Regions from separate parts of the Mus musculus genome. Here region 2 is linked to region 1. The links are chromatin loops, found by intact Hi-C in ENCODE. Cell type or tissue: left cerebral cortex. All regions are shown on one strand.

Evidence for each region. Hi-C counts contacts between places; a loop is a spot of excess contacts. Peaks named below come from ENCODE experiments on the same cell type or tissue, not always from the same donor. Only the 100,000 strongest peaks of a DNase experiment are listed, where the experiment ranks them.
Region 2: it touches region 1 in a loop (4-fold over the local background); 2 of 42 quality-filtered maps call a loop at or near these places.

The regions. Positions count from the first base shown.
Region 1 is chr4:124,301,360-124,309,359 of GRCm38, reverse strand. It overlaps 1700021L23Rik (RIKEN cDNA 1700021L23 gene), which reads left to right. Exons shown (of 5, transcript NR_166446.1): 5 at 5,931-6,525. Among named protein-coding and RNA genes, the nearest start is that of Gm12916, 5.4 kb to the right of the region's middle. In left cerebral cortex, no CTCF peak of the experiment used is centred here; DNase peaks (open chromatin) are centred at 3,003, 3,343 and 6,208.
Region 2 is chr4:124,396,403-124,404,402 of GRCm38, reverse strand. No RefSeq gene overlaps it. Among named protein-coding and RNA genes, the nearest start is that of Gm52719, 47 kb to the right of the region's middle. In left cerebral cortex, a CTCF peak has its summit at 7,361; DNase peaks (open chromatin) are centred at 4,024, 5,564, 5,856, 7,293 and 2 more places; H3K27ac peaks cover 1,520 bases.

The DNA of each region.
Region 1 (8,000 bases):
CTCTGCCTGGGCTGCCAGTTAGTATGTGCACAGTGCTGGAGTCATCATTTCCCCCCATTGATTAGCTGTCTGCCCGCAAAGTTTGCAGAGGAACAAACAAGGACTCGGGGAGATTAGCATTCAGCGAGTCCGCTGGAGTCCAAACTACAGACACCTGCGTTTTCACAGCCAGAGATCCAACACACAGTCAGCCCAGAAACAAGGACACAGGGCAATTAGCATTCAGGGAGACCACTGGGCTCCAAACCACCACCCCTGTCTTTTCACACCTACAGATCCTGTACAGACATAGCTGGCCCAGAAACCTAGAGAAGCAGGCACAGCTTCCTCACACCTACACCAGGTATAGAAAAGACGTCTCCCACCCCAACCCGCAGGCTTACCCAGCCAGGATCAACATCTCCTTCAGGGAATCTGGAACCTTCCCATGAACATCATTTGGCCACATCCTCCCTGTAACTTTTCAAGGAAGATGAGCAGGTCCACATTTTAGAGTTTTGTCTTAGAGGGGATAAAAGACTCCTCCAAGATCGTACCAGCTGAAGATCGTACCAGCAGTATAAAAGCCCAGGATACTCAAAGCTAAATTCCTTGAATTTGCAAACCCCATTTTTATCCTGTTAATTCTAATGAACTCAGTGTGACTTTAAGTCAGGGCTTCCCAGCAGGGGTTCTGTGGACATTTGGGGCTATAGTTCTTTGTAGTGGACACTGCTCTGTGCATTGCAGAATACACAGAGCGCTTAGTGCTTCCTGGCCCTCACCCACTCGATGCTGGGCACCACTTCCCTACGTGGTGATACCAAAAACGTTTCTAGCTGGCTCCAGAGGGGGCAGGGAGAGCAGAAGCAACCTCGCCTTGAGAACTGCTTTGGACATTTCCACCCCTTAAATGTAATCCACCTGGGGGCAGGGGAGACTGTTTTCCATGCAGGGAAGTCTGGGAAGATAACAAAGGCTTTGAAAGTCCCTGCTTGGCAATGAGAACAGAAATGTAGCTGGGCAGCAGCTAGAATCTAGCTGCAAGATGAGAGGCCCTCGTCTGCCACGTGCAAGGCTCTGTCGTCTATAAGGAATACAAGGAGGGCATTTTAAAACAAAAATCCAGGAAACATATGGGAGAAAAATACATCCTGGGAAGTTAATCCAACAAGCCCCTCTCTTTTCATCTGCCCTCCAGTATTCCAGGCTTCTTCTTTGCCTGTCTGTTCTGAGTTCCTCTATTTAGTCTGCAACTGTTTTCTGAATAAGCTTGAGCAAGGCTGCCCTTGGAATAGAGGTGCCCATGCGTCCTCCCCACTGGGCAGAGGAAGGGACTCGGAGGCTCACTTCTGTCTCCACAGCCCACACAGCTATGGCATGTCTCTAGACTCCAAGGATACGTTCCCTGCAGAATCCTAGTGAAGACACAGTGGACCAAGGGATGTAGAAAGCACTTTATACCCCGCCCATGTGGTAGCTATTGCTACATGATGACTGCTGGGCAAGGACAGAAACACCAGTGGTATTTAGCTGTGAGTGTTAAAGGGATTTGGATAGGGGAGCCACGGAAAAGAGGATGTTGCAAATAACCAGTAGTTACAATGAGATGTCCAAGATCACTGGTCTTTAAGGAAATGGAAATTAAAACACTGAAAAGCCATGAGTCACCCAGAAGATGGCTACTTAAAAAACAAAACAAAACAAAGCAACAACAACAATCAAAAACCAAAAACCTAAACTTGAGTTTTTCCATCAGAGAACTGGAGAGGGTGTGATGACACAACTATACCCACGTTTTCTAGGTGAGCTGTGCAGGATCCTCTTGGGAAAACAATATATCTATAACTAGATGAACTAAGTGCTTACCATCTGACTCCGAAAGCACACATCCATGGCTCTTTTGCTAAGAAACAACAGTGCAAGTATAAAAGTGTGTGTGTGTGTGTGTGTGTGTGTGTGTGTGCGCGCGCGCGCGCGCCCCCACACACATGCGTGCTCATTGTAAGATGGAAAACAATATTGATTAATGTGTGGACTATTACGAAGCCATTGAAATGGATTACATATGTGATTGGCATAACAATGTCTTTCCAATAGTATAGTTACTTTAAGAAGGAGTCATACATATGATATGATCTCATTACAAATCCAAAGATGCCCTAGATGTGTAACTATGTGAATGAATGCACTAGTTTGAGCATCAAGGGAAGTATTGAAAGTTGCAGACACAAAGCAAAATATCAGTCACCCAAGGGGACACCAAAGTTAAGGAGATGACAAAGAGGGAAAGGGGGAACATGAGCTCTTTACCCCCCTGTCTCTCTGTTTTTTTGACTTGCTCTGATGAACACTTGGCTTGCATAATGGGAAAGGGTTAAGGGTCAGATTGAAGAAGAAAAACAAGGCTATAAGAAATCTAGAGATTTCTCCCACGGAGCAAGTGGCCAGGGGTCTTGAAGGCTGAAGCGGGAGCAGACTTAGGACCTCCTAACAATTGAAGTAGGAGGAAGGGGCCTGACCCTGTGATGGGAACTCCAAACTCTAAGCCATGGATAAATGTGTTTACAGAGGTACATAGAGCCTAGGAAGGTATCACCAGCCTGACCCGGGAGGGCTTAATCCCAATGAAAAGTTGCCCATGGACTGTTTCTAGGGACTGCAGAGACAAGGATGACACACAACCAGGCCATCCTAGCTGTAGGCATTTTACTGTTTTAATTTCCAGTTCCTTAAAGACCAGTGGTCTTGGACATCTCTTCATAACTATTGACTATTTGCAACATCCCTTTTTCGGCGGCTTTCTTATCCAAATTCCTCTTTAGATGTATCCTTTAATGCTCACATCTTATACCACTAGTGTTTCTGTCCTTGCCTGGCAGTCATCATGTAGCAATAGCTAACACGTGGGCGGGGTATAAAGTGCTTTTCACATCCCTTGGTCCACTGTGTCTTCACTAGGATTCTGCAGGGAACGTATTCTTGGAGCCTAGAGATGTGCCATAGCTGTGTGGGCTGTGGAGACAGAGTGAGCCTCCTAGTCCCTTCCTTTGCCAGTGGGGAGGACGCATGGGCACTTATTCTCTCCCAAGGGCAGCCTTGCTCAGCCTTATGCCAGAAAACAGGCCTCACTGTGGAGAGAGAGACCACACAGCGAGTGGGTTTTAACTATAGAATCCTTGGCCTGCAGATTTCCCCAGCAGCAGCCGTTTGGAGGGGGAGCCTTTTAATAGAAAAATCACAAGGCCTGTTGGAAAAGCTTCCTGCTTTGTCTTTAGCATGAAAGAAATGCAAAGGTGATGAATTAGGCAAATTGGTCCACGTCAAGTTGTATCCATCAGAATGATTCAGAGCCTGGGATGAGCAATAGTCATGGGGAACAGCGGTTACTAAGAGTAACCAAATTAGCATTACGGAAGAAGACAAAGGGAAAGCTGGCAGCCAGCAGGCACCTGGGCCTGGATCTGCCCTCAGTCTTCTGCCGGGAGCCTACTCAGGGCTAGGCAGTCACTACTAGAAGCATCTCCGTGTGGACTGAGAGCTTTTTACCAGATCAAGGAGCACACCCAGCTGGCTCCTTCTTATCTCTTCCTTGGCACATCAGTGGCACGGAATGTCTCGTAGCTTGGCAGAAGCTCTGAGAAGGGGCAAGTCTCTGAGCATCACCATCCCATAGCTGTGAGGTAGCAGACTGTGGTAGAGACAAAATGCCTGAGAAAAATCAGCTTTGGACAATGAGTCCTTTAGTTTGCCGCATGGTTTCAGAGAATTTGGTCACTTGGTCCAGATGCTTCAGGTCTGGGGCTGGACTGTCCAGCATGGATGTAGGAGTGTGAGCTGGAAGGACATGACTTTCCACTTGAGAACCAGGAAGCCAAGAGAGAAGGGAAGAGGCCAAGGTCCCAGTACTTCCCTCAAATGCCCATCCCCAACGACCTACCGTCTTCCTGTTAGGTCCCATCTCTCAGTAGTACCACAGACTGCCTCCAAGCATTTGAGACACAGGGGACAGTTAAGATACCAACCATAACTGTTGTGAGGGATCCACCAGGACTACTCAGACACAATTTCGAGCCAATAGAAAGTTTTTATTAGCTGGCTAACGACTACCCTGGGTGTTTGGGACTCCAGTGCAGTCTTGAGTCTTTCTCAGGGTGATCTTTCAAGCACAAAAACCATATCCTGTGTTGACACACCTCAGTTCTCAAGACCAGTTAGCCAGAGAGGAACTACAGAAGCCAAAGAGCAAAGCCCAGCACTATAGATTGGGTGGATTCTGCTTTAGCAGAAAAGATTATATAGATTGGCACTGCCAATATGCTAGATTCCATGGCCTAAATGGTACTTTCATGATGGTGTCAGTTGTGCTAAGGTCTAGGTACCTGGTAAGTAACAAAATCTAGCTTTCAACTTAGTGGAAATCTGAAACTCAAGTCCCTATAATTTGCCACCAAACTTTCATAACACACACACACACACACACACACACCGCCCTTCCCTCCAGCCATTGGCAGTGAAAATCCAGAACTAGATGCTTGCAGAGGGCAGAGGGTGGCACATAAAATGGCAAGTAGCTCACAGCTCTGCAGCCCCTCCCTGCAGACATCCTCCCGCCCCTATCCTCTCAACCCCATCTCTCATCTCCCATCCCCCAGCCCCCACACTCTCACCACCAGGTTGCCTGGTATTCCGGAGCAGACCTGTTCCCTTCTGATGGCTAAGCTTAAGGTACTTCTCCAGTCCGGTAACTCTACCACATCCTATCCTGGCTGCAGGGCCCAGGGCAGCCCCCAACCCATGAAGGACACCAATCTATAGCGTAGCCACAAAAGGAAAGCTGGGCAGATTTCACCTGTATCCACCAGTTGGGCAGGAAACAAAGAGGCACAGAAGCTGCCTAAAGCCGTGTGTGCAGCCGAGCCTGCATTGCTCGGAGCTGCCGTGACGAACAGCTGTACACTGGCTCTTTAAAGCAATGTGGACTTACCAAGCCAGAGGTTGTAAGTCCAAAATCAAGAGGCCAGCAGGGCTGCGCTTCATCAGAAGGTCTGGGAGGAGACACTTCCGTTGCCTCCTAGCTCATGTTGGCTGCTGCTGTCCCTGGATCTCTGACTATAACCGTATTCCTCTATATTCCGTCTCTATCTTCACACGACCCTCTTCCATCTTTGTGAGCTCTGAGTATTGTTGTGTCTTTTCTTGTATTGAGTTTGGTACTCACTCAGATCATTTTAAAGAGATCACATCCCCAGAGACCCCACTCAGGGGCTGGAGGGTTGGCTTAGCAGGCAAGAGCATTGCTCTTGCAGAGAAGCTGAGTTTGATTTCATTAGTCTGTCCATCGGGTGCCTTACAACCATCTGTAACTCCAGCATCCTCTTCTTGATTCTGCAGCCACCTGTAGGCACGCAAACCCACAGATACACATAATAAAACCAAATCCCAAATGTAAAAGCAAAGCCCCCTAGTTCCACATAAGTCACATAAGTCCAAGACATCTTTTTGTGGGGACAATCAGTCCATCTCCTCTGGCCATTAACAGTGTAGTAGAGCGCTATGAGCAACTGCCTTAAAAGTCCATCTAGCTACAGCCACTGGGATGCTAAGCACTCAAGAGGGAGTCCTGGGTAAACCTCACTTTCGCACCCATAGGTTCCACTCACATCTCCCAACATCCCCACCATCTGCCATTGTCTCAGATGGTGTGATGGTGTTATTCCTTGTAACCAAGATGAGCCATTAATAAAACTGAGTTTTAGCTGGGCCGTGGTGGCACACGCCTTTTATCTCAGCACTTGGGAGGCAGAGGCAGGTGGATTTCTGAGTTCGAGGTCTACAAAGTGAGTTCCAGGACAGCCAGGGCTACACAGAGAAACCCTGTCTCGAAAAAGAAAAAATAAAAATAAAACTGAATTTCTTTATTTTTCTCCCATACATTTGCCTCGTTTTAGCATCAAGACTCCAAGATGCCCCAAAGTTCCTTTTGTGGAAAGCTGAACATTTCTCTCCTGTGCTGGCCCGGTATTATGATTTTTTTCTGAAACAGTCACTTCCTGTCACAAGGATAAGTCGACTGTTCCCAAGGCATCCCGGAGAAGCCTGAAGTAGAGTTGTTGGTGCATGCTGAAGAGGCCTTAAGTGAGGCCACAAAGAAATCTGACTAGGAACACAGCATTCTTTGAGCCAGCCTTGCAAAGGCTGCCTGCAGTGAGGCTGGCCCCACCTGAGTCATCTCTGAGTGGGAAGGACCGGAGCCAGCTGTCTCTTCAGGCTGGCGGGGTTTGTATTTCTCTGCCAAAGTCACACTTCAAGCAAGTGAAACAGTCCTGAGTTGTTAGCTGGGGTCAGAGTCACAGCGCCACTCAATAGACTTCCCTCTCCCCAGCTGTCCTCCTCTGTCCTCCGCTTCCCAGGCTTCACAGGGGCCGAGGCCCTGAGGGAAGGCACATTGCATTCTGACTGTGTGCAAGAAGAGTCTATGTTCTGACACGATCGCCTCCCAGAACTGCAATTCTATTCATTCTATTAAAAAAAAAATTCCACCTATTACTGTGTATATTCAATGTGTGTCTATTAGGATTAGCGTGTGGTGGGTGGATTTCCCCAGCTTAAAGATTCCTTCAATCTCTCTCTCTCTGGCCCCTCCCAGATCTCAGGAGGCCTTTGCAGCCTAAATGGAAACCCCCAAAGTACCCCCAACATTATGCGCCCCAGGCTTTGGTGCACATGTGGACAGGCACGAATATCACCCAGCCTTTACTCCTTCAGAAGGGAGACCCACAACAGACAACTGGGAGACTTAGAGGCAGGTGGTGGCGGTTGGGGTGGGGGGAGCTGGCATCCTTTCATGCCACCCGTGTACCTTTAGGTCTGCTAGCCCCTGCTTGTGCTCCCTGCATCTGCACCTCCCTAAAAGGTCTGATCCTGAGCTCAGGTAGTAGATCAATGCTTAGAACTTAGCACCAACACCTTCCTGTTAGCCAGACTTTGACCTTGATTCTCAGGATATTATCCTCTTTCTTCCTTTTTCCTTCCTTCCTTCCTTCCTTTCTTCCTTCCTTCCTTCCTTCCTTCCTTCCTTCCTTCCTTCCTTCCTTCCGCCTTTTCTTTCTTTCCTCCTTTCTTTCCTTCTCTTCTCTTCTCTTCTCTTCTCTTCTCTTCTCTTCTCTCTCTCTTTCTTTCTTTCCTTCTTTCTTCCCTCCTTTCTTTCTTTCTTTCTTTCTTTCTTTCTTTCTTTCTTTCTTTCTTTCTTTCTTTCTTCCTTCCTTCCTTCTTTTCTCTCTCTCCTTCCTTCCTTCCTTCCTTCCTTCCTTCCTTCCTTCCTTCCTTTCTCTCTCTCTTTCCTTTCTTTCTTTCTTTCTTTCTTTCTTTCTTTCTTTCTTTCTTTCTTTCTTTCTTTCTTTCTTTCTTTCTTTCTTTCTTTCTTTCTGAGTCAAAACTTTCATTGAACCTGGGACTCATTGATTTGGCTATCGTGTTTGGCCTGTAATCTTCCAGGTATCTGTCTGCCTCTGCCTGTGCTGCACTGGGATTACAAACATGTGCTCCCATGCCTGATTCCCCCCACCCCATGGGTTCTAAGAATTGAATTCAGGTCCTCCTGGTTGTTTATCAGATACTTTACCAATTGAACTATCTCTCCAGCCCAAGTTTCCAATTTTTCTGAGTAACCCTGTCTTCCACCATAAAACCCCTAGACTAAGCTCCAGTTGGTTTTTAATGTCACCGTCTCCCAGTGACAAGGATCCCAATGAAACTCAGACCAGAAAACAGAGATGGGACCCTACATCCATAGTCCCTCTCCCACCCAAGGTTTGAATGAGATGGGGAAAGGGAAGGGCTACCACCCCCATTCTCACTCCCAGCTCTTCCTAGTCTTCCAGTCTTGCTTTAGTGACCTGGCACTGTACCCCAAGAGCAAACAGACATGTGGTCAGCTCCGAGGCCAGCTACCCTCACTGCTACTCCAAGCATTTCCTCTAGGGAATGCAGCATTGAGCACTGCCTGTCAGGATGATTCC
Region 2 (8,000 bases), 95 kb before region 1:
TGTTATTCAGCAGGAGCGAGCTACCTGATGCAGGCCTTGAAGCTACTTGATGCCCCAGCATGCAGTAAAGTTCTGTAGGTCGCCCACTTTAATGAGCCGTGGAAAGCTGTATGGGGATTCCCTTCTCTGTTATTGTCCAGAGCTTAACTCTCTTGCTGGGACCAGAGTTTTCCTAACACCCCATTGGCTTGACTGTGCTCCTGATCCAGTAAGCTCTTTTTGGCTTTCACTTGCTAGCTCCAGCTAGATAAACTACTTGGAACTGCTTAATCGAATCTAGAGATTTTCTTATGACCCAGGGGTCACGGTTGGCCACATGGGCCCTGTGTAGGCATGGACACTGACTGAAAGTACTCAAATGCTCATGACCCTCCCTCAGACATTATACTGACACCTGGATGAAGGGCTGTTTTCTGACAGGCTACCATAGACTGTGTGGCTTAAATATCTTATGTCCCCTAGAGTTTTGGAAGTCAGAAGAGTGTTAGGAGGGCAGATTTCTTCTAAGATTCCTTTAGCTTGTAGATGGCTACCATCTCCTCATGTCTTCATGTCATCTTCTTTTGTATGTGTGGATCCTAACTTCCTCTTCATATGAGGACAGCAGCCATTGTGGAATCAGGCCCATCCCAATGACACCACCCTAACTTAATTACCTCTATAAAGGCCCTATCTCAAAATTCAGCCACATTTTTAGGTGCTGGGGATTTGGAGTTACTCCTCAAACCCAGCTTCCTTGGTCTGTCTCTGACCTGTGAGTCTGAGATCTGGGTGTGCTGCACCTCTGAGCCCCCACCCAGAACTTCGACAGTTATGTTTATATGCACTTGAAACTTTCAGATGATAATGCCCAACTCCTTCTTTTCACAGCATTTTCTCTTAATGGCTGTCAAAACTTGTTGGCACTAATAATTTTGGTCACCAAATTATACTATTTTCCTGGTAAAATAAAAAACACAAGAGAATGATGTGAGCCTCTGGGACCAATATAGGAGACTATGTCCTAGAAGCAGAAATGGCCCTTCCTAAGTTCAACTTGTGAGGCTCTAGAGCCCAGGAGGTGTGCACTTGGAGGGGATACTGAGGAGGGAGAGCAGTGCCCCTGTCAGTCCAAGAACAGTAGGGTTTTGGAGGAGGAGGCCAAGCCCCAAGAATAGGCGTGCACTTCAGAAAGGGCTTTGTAATGGGGCAGGGAATGTTGCTGGACAGTGGCCTCAACTGGCTGCTAGTTACGGCTTTGGGAGAGTCATCCATCCTCTCTGGACTCCACTTCTCTATAAACGAGAGAGTTTGTGGGACCGTAGTGCCAAGCTCTGTGCCTGGACCACATCACAAACTCAAAGGCAGGAGACCCCAGCATGGGGAGATAGGAGTGAACTGTGGGAAATACTGGGAGATTCGGGCATCTCAGGGGGTACTGAAATAACGTTAGCCTGAAAGCCTATTCAGAAATATCTTCTATTGAATTCCCCCTAACATGCATCTACTTGCTTGTATACACGAGCATACCTATACAAAAGGATATACAGACGTGTGAATATAGCTTTTACACTTCCATGTATACAGGAGCACATATGTCCCCAGACTTTCCCTCTACTACTGATGCACACATGTGCACAAAGTGTGTGTATCCCTCCCCAGATGTGAGAATATACAAACACACACTTATACCAGCACAAAAATATGGGCTGCCAGTTCCAGTTCATAGTAGCTGCTTCCCGTCATAAAATAAAACTCTGGATTCATCACAGTGTCGTCCCCAGTCCCTGTTCTCGAGTCCTCCCGCCATATAGCTCAAATTAAATAAGAGGGGGAAGACCTAAGCCCAGAGCAGAGAGCCACACATAGAGATCGCAATCACCACACAATGTTGCTGGTTGCAAGGAATGGATGTTGAGCACTGAATGTTAAAAATTGTGTTGAATTAGATAAGAAAATCCCGTGTAGACTTTGTTAATGATTCATAATCAGCTAATAAGCTCATCTTGAGGAGAATAATGATCCACGGACCTGTTGGCTCGTTTATCACTGTGTTTTACAACATTGGCAAAGAAACTAATTAAATCCCCGCATCATTACAGAGAATCCCTTTTAATAGAGATACAATGATGCACTAGAGGCTACAGATTACACTGCAAATTGTACCAGGAGATTTTGGACAGCGGGTTTTAATTAACATGTGAGCCAGAAGCAGCTCGTTTAAATAATAACCGGGGCTGCAACCATCTGTAAAACCGAGCCAGCCAGTAGGAGGAGGTGGGGAACTGAGGCCCTGGGAGGCAAGGGGAGGGTTGGCTGGGAGCTGGGAAGTATTTCAAAGTTAGGGCTCCGGGGGCCAGGAAAGAAACTGAGGCAGGGATCAAACTATATATGGGGAGGTACAAACTGTAGCCACATCAGCTTTCAGAATCGGAGCAGTTGAAGGACCACATCTCTAGCTAGGGAATCTCAAGGCTGGGTCTTCATCCATTGTGACGGAAGGGTCAGGTGGTCTCCTGAGAAACCACTCCCTTCCCATTTAGCACAACAGCCTTCAGAGAAGCCATGCTATGAATGAGCACCTACTGTCTGGAGCAGGTTCTCTGTCTGATCGGTGGCTGGTTCAGCAAGTTGCTGAAACTTGTCTTAGGGCAGGCTGGGTAGGTGCCCTGACAGGGACCCACTGCTTTAGATTTTACTTTGGAGTAGGAGCACACTTAAGGGGCACAGCCTTGGACTCCAAGGTTCTTCTGAAGGCTGGCTTTCAGAGTGGAACGTCAGACTGTCAGCCAGAAGATATACAGAAAGCCAAGTGCACATGAAGGTAGATGGGCCAGGGACGGAGCAGGAAGCTGCTGGCCATGAGTGGCATTCGCCTCCTTGGAAATGCAGCCAATCCATGTCTCAGAGACAAAGACTCATCTCCATGCAGGACGTTCTCATGGAGGGAGTTCCTAAGGACGCAACATTGTCTGAGTCACACAGCAACTGCTTGGCCTTAGTTTGAGCTACTTGTCATTCATTTGTCTTGGCAGTCCCAAAGCCTGGGTGCTTATATGTTTCCTCTTCAGGACTCTTATTTTCCTTCGTCAGTGTTGGGATGGCCCATGGCTATGATCCAGAATCATTGCCTTCAAAGTAGCCTTTCTGACAGTTGTGGGGGAGATCAAGGCAGAAGGTGGGAAGGAGTTCTCCACGAGTTCATGTTCCTCTCTCAGAGAAAAGAAGCTGAAGGCTCCTTCCACTGTGCCTTGTATATTACTCTTTTATTTTTTTTAAAGATCAGCAGCAAAATGATTCATAAAACCTTGGAAACGGGTTTAGCGTAAAGCCTCAAAGAACAATAGCTCATTGTGCTCTGAGACTCCCACCTGATGTTCTGCCAAAGGCGTGACACAGGCTCCTTCTGAGGGAGCTGCACCCCGACAGTCACTCCCAGCTTGCACTATTCCTGGGCTTCCATGGCAACACCAGGAGCATCGGCTCACGCTTGCTCGGCTAGCCTCACTAGCTGGCACAGAACCCTGGGTCCAGGCCTCAGGACCATCCCCAGCCTGGGATGTTGTTGGTAGGTGGGACGTCACTCCTACCTAACACCATGCACACAGGTGCACCTACCTATACATGCTAAGTCCTTTATCTTTGCACCTCTTGAAGCTGAAGTTCTGCACCATCTGTACTGCCTACTCCTCTTAGCCCCATCTGGCTTGGCAGCCACCTGCCTGATGTCATTTTCTTCTGTCCTTGCATTCCGTCGTGTGGCAGAGGACATAAACAATCAGATTAGAAGTCAGAGGCCACAGAGTTCAATATCCTCTCTTTTGAGAGGATGAAGAGGCGTGTGTACAGAGGGGGGAGGGGCCCATCACTCTACACAGCAGTGTGGCTTGGGACGCAGAATTGGTTTTCTTTCTTCCAGGCATGTATCACTATCCTGCATAAAAGATGGTCTCTTGTCACCTGTTCGGTTGCACTTTGAAGTGGCTCAGTTGTTTCCCATGTGGTCTCTGCTTCCCATCGAGCCTCCTTGAGCAGCTCTCCCAACCCCAACAGGGTTGATGCTGGCACCTGCTTTCTGAGCTGTCAGAACCTCTGGCACTGCCTATGTAGTGAGTCATATTTGAGTGCTTCAGATCTGGGTGGGGGAATTGTTCAAGGTTAGCTGGTCTCCCTCACTCATTCTGATGGGGAGGAAAGGAAGGCCCTGGGAGGTGGAGAGGAGTGGCTGGAGGGATTTGATCAGTGGCCCAGCTCTTAGGAGAACAAAATGTTTGAAATCAGAAATAGCTTTGGTGAAAGAAATAGCTTTCGGTATTAAAAAGTTGGGATAGAGGTAGAACAGGTGTCTTCTGGGTAGACTGTGCCCAAGCCCTATGTGGAGACAGGGGGCGGCCATACTAGCTTTCTTTATTTGGGCACTTACAGATCATCGGTGCCTCTTATTTCTCCTAATGGTGCCCAGGAATGATCTGCATTTCTAATCAGCCCCATCTCCACCTTGCAGCACAAGCAGGAAGCTGATGATATCTTCGTCTGGAGTCAGTGAGATCTGGGTTCAAATCCCAGCTCTACCCCTATTTCAGCCTAGCAAGTCTACTAGGATGGGTGGTGTGTTGGAGATGGCTTGTAAAAACTGCTAATCACATTTTAAGAATTTGGTAAACCAGCCATTAAATAAGGCCATTGCTGAAGATGAACTTACATAAGATTATGATTACATAAACCTTGTTTCTGGTCAGCACTAAAGCAGCACGTGATGTTTCTAATCATTTTACTACTGATGGTATACAGCAGTGGTTCTCAACCTTCCTAGTGCTGAGACCCTCTTAATACAGTTCCTCATGCTGTGGTGACTGCCATAAAAACTATTTTTGTTCCTATTTCATAACTGTAACTTTGGTACTGTTATGAGTTGTAATATAAATCTTTGATGTGCAGGAGATCTGATAGGTGACCCCTGTGAAAAGGTCATTCAATCCCATAGGTTGAGGAACCCTGCTCTAGAGCTCTCCTCATCCTGATTGTATCGGTTTGGTTTGAATGGCAAGAATGCTATACAGCAGCGCGCTACCCACATACCCAAGAAGCCGGTGGCACAGAGATGGAACCTTGTCCTTTTGCCTTGACATCAGCTGAGGTGGAAGGCTTCAGATTGTAGGAAGCAGTAAACATTGCTTTGAGATGTGAGCATTATTTTCTTTAAACTTTTATTATGAGGATGATTGTGTATGTGTGTGTACGAGTCCGTAGACACACGTGTCACGGTGCACATGTGAGAGGCAGAGAATGACCCGGTGGAATCAATTCTCTCCTCTCCACCCTTGCACTGATTTCTGGGATAGATCTCAGGTAGCCAGGCTTGCCCGGCAGAAGCTGTTGCCCGTTGAGCCTTCTCGCTGGCCTGAGAATCGTCCTTTTTGAGAGTTGGCTGTTAAATACTTTGTCACTTGCTCTTAATAGTATGTATTTCCATTGGGAGGGAATTCTTGTTTGCAGAGGAGGAAACAGCCTTACGACAGGAAGTGGTATCTGCAACTCACGTGGCTGGCAGGATTGTGAGCCAGAAACGAATTTCACTGTGTCTTAGAATTCCAAATTTGGCCCTCTATTTTTTTCTTTTAATTTAAATTTTTACCTTTTGCAATGTGACTGCCCTGCTATCTCTCTTCAGGCTCTGGCGGGTCTTCAACAGAGCAACAAGGTGCAGGGGGCTTGGCTTGGCTGTAGAAAGGTGTCGGGGGAGGCAGAAGCTCTGTGAGGCAGGGCATGCTGTGGGAGGGATACCTGCCTGCCGGGGAAGAAAGGCAGGATTTAAAGCCCGGCTCTGCTGCAGCCACCTCTGCAAATGCTTGAGCAGCCGCCCACGGCCTTGGGTTTCTCCCTCCTTTTCCCTCTGTGGCAGGGATAACACCACCACTCACCGTTGGTTTGAAATGTAAATGAGTGAACCTTCCGTTCTCAAAGTACCCAGAGTGGAGCTGTACATAGCTTGGAGGAAAAAAAAAAGGCTCAGCTCCTTTCTGTCTTCCCCGTTCCTGCCTTCTTTTCCTCTTGATGAAGATTTTTCAATTGTCAGTCAGTCTGACCACATCGACGTGTCTGGAAATATTCCCCTCTAAAGGTAGCATCGTTCATTTCTGGGCCAACTGTCCGTCGAGTTTTTGCTCCCCATACTGGGAGAGCTTGGATCTTCCCTCTGGTTGGTGGGATCCAGGGTGTTGCACTGTGTTCCAGACCCTTGAGGTACTAAGGATCTCACTACCCAAGATGCCAGAGGCTTGAGAAATGAGCACCAGCTGTGCTGGTTTTTTTGTTTTTGTTTTTGGTTTTTTTTTTTTGTTTTTTTTTTTTGGTCTCTGGCTAAGATCACCTGAAGAGCAGCAGATGTGAGGCTTGGTGGGGTAGCATAATTAAGGCTGACCCCTGTTTGCCACAGAGAAGAGAAAAATCTGCTCTCTTAGGTGAAGATGGCCTTTGGGAATGAGGCAAGGGAAGACTCAACTCTGGGGCAGGGCAGTGCTGTTAGCTCTTGAGCTGAGTTGATCTTGAAATCCCAACAGCCTTTCTGTTCCATTCCTCCCAAAGGCCTTGCGTTCATCAACAGTGTCTTGTCCCCGCTTCCTTGTAGCCCTTCACCCATCTCTAGATTGACAACTTGAAGCCCCATGCATGGTCCATGTCTTATAACCCCTAAGCAGCTTCAGCCCTAGACCCGCAGCTCCCTGCTCATCTTGGATTCTGGGAAACTCACTTGGCTATTTCTTCTTGGGCAGAGCAGACAGCTCTGCCAACTGTGTTGACTGAGTGGTTACTGTGAGGCCCCAGCCAGGAACATCACAAATCCTTTTGTTCTGAGTGACGTCTCTGACAGTCCAAGTGGGACTGCTCTGACCTTCTCTGCTCTCCTCCAGGCACCGGAGACAAGTGTTATCTCTTGGTCTTCTCAGAGAACAAAATAAGGAGTGGCAGAGCCTTACTGTCCTCCAGTTCCGAGCCACAAACGCCAGGGCAGAATCTCTCTCTTGTTCTGAGGCCCAACCCTCTTCCTCTGTAATTCTCTTCTCACTGCACCCCTGATCCCGCTGGGACAGTACTCCATCAGTCACCTCCTTTTCTTTCATTTCCCATCTTTCCCTTTTGGCTGACATCTTTCTAGAAACTTCTGGATGTGTTCGGGCCCCCTGACCCCCTTGAGTGACTGCTCTATCCGTCTCCATCACTCACTTGTCACCGCTGCCGTTTCCTCACCGCCCACTCCTTCCTTAATCCTTGTGCAATCTGGCTCCCGCCCCCCACTTCTCTATGGAAACTGCTGTTCTCATTTCACTAGCAGCATCCTCACTGGATTGAATATGTTCACAGCTCATAGGAAGCACCAAGAGAGGGCAGACTTTCCTCCCGGCGCTGGGTGAGGTACCGAGGAAGGTCAAGGCTGATAGCAGATTCACTCACAGGGAGATTGGGTTTCAACCAGTTGGCCGCTGTGTCCTGTGCCCAGCGATCTTTGTGTAATTCCATTGGGTTGACAAGCAGATGTCCTCTCTCAGTAACACTCCAATTCCCCATTGCCATCCTACCAGTTTGCATTTCTTCAGGATTGCCATCCACATAACCACACCCATGACCACACTGTTCACAGGCTCCTCCTCCTTTTCACCAGCCCCTCCCAGGGAAGATCAATTGATCAGCGGAGCTGATCGATCAATGGCTGCTTGACCTACTGAAGAGAGTTCTACTGAAGAGAGACCTACTGAGGTGTTCCTCAGCCTCTGTCATATAGATTCTGATCAGAACCACTTAATAGGTCAGCAAGGATGAAGCCTTGGCATCAAAACAGGATTTGTTCAGCTGACTTTTAGGCAGTTGAAAAGCGCGTGCTTTCATTTTTTTCAAACAATATAGCACGATTTAAAACTATACCTATAAGTTGTCTTTCCCTACTACCGTACTTCTAGCGTCTGAGGGATTCTTTCTGTCCTCAGTGGATCCTCACTAAATGCTGAATGAGTGGACAGACCCAT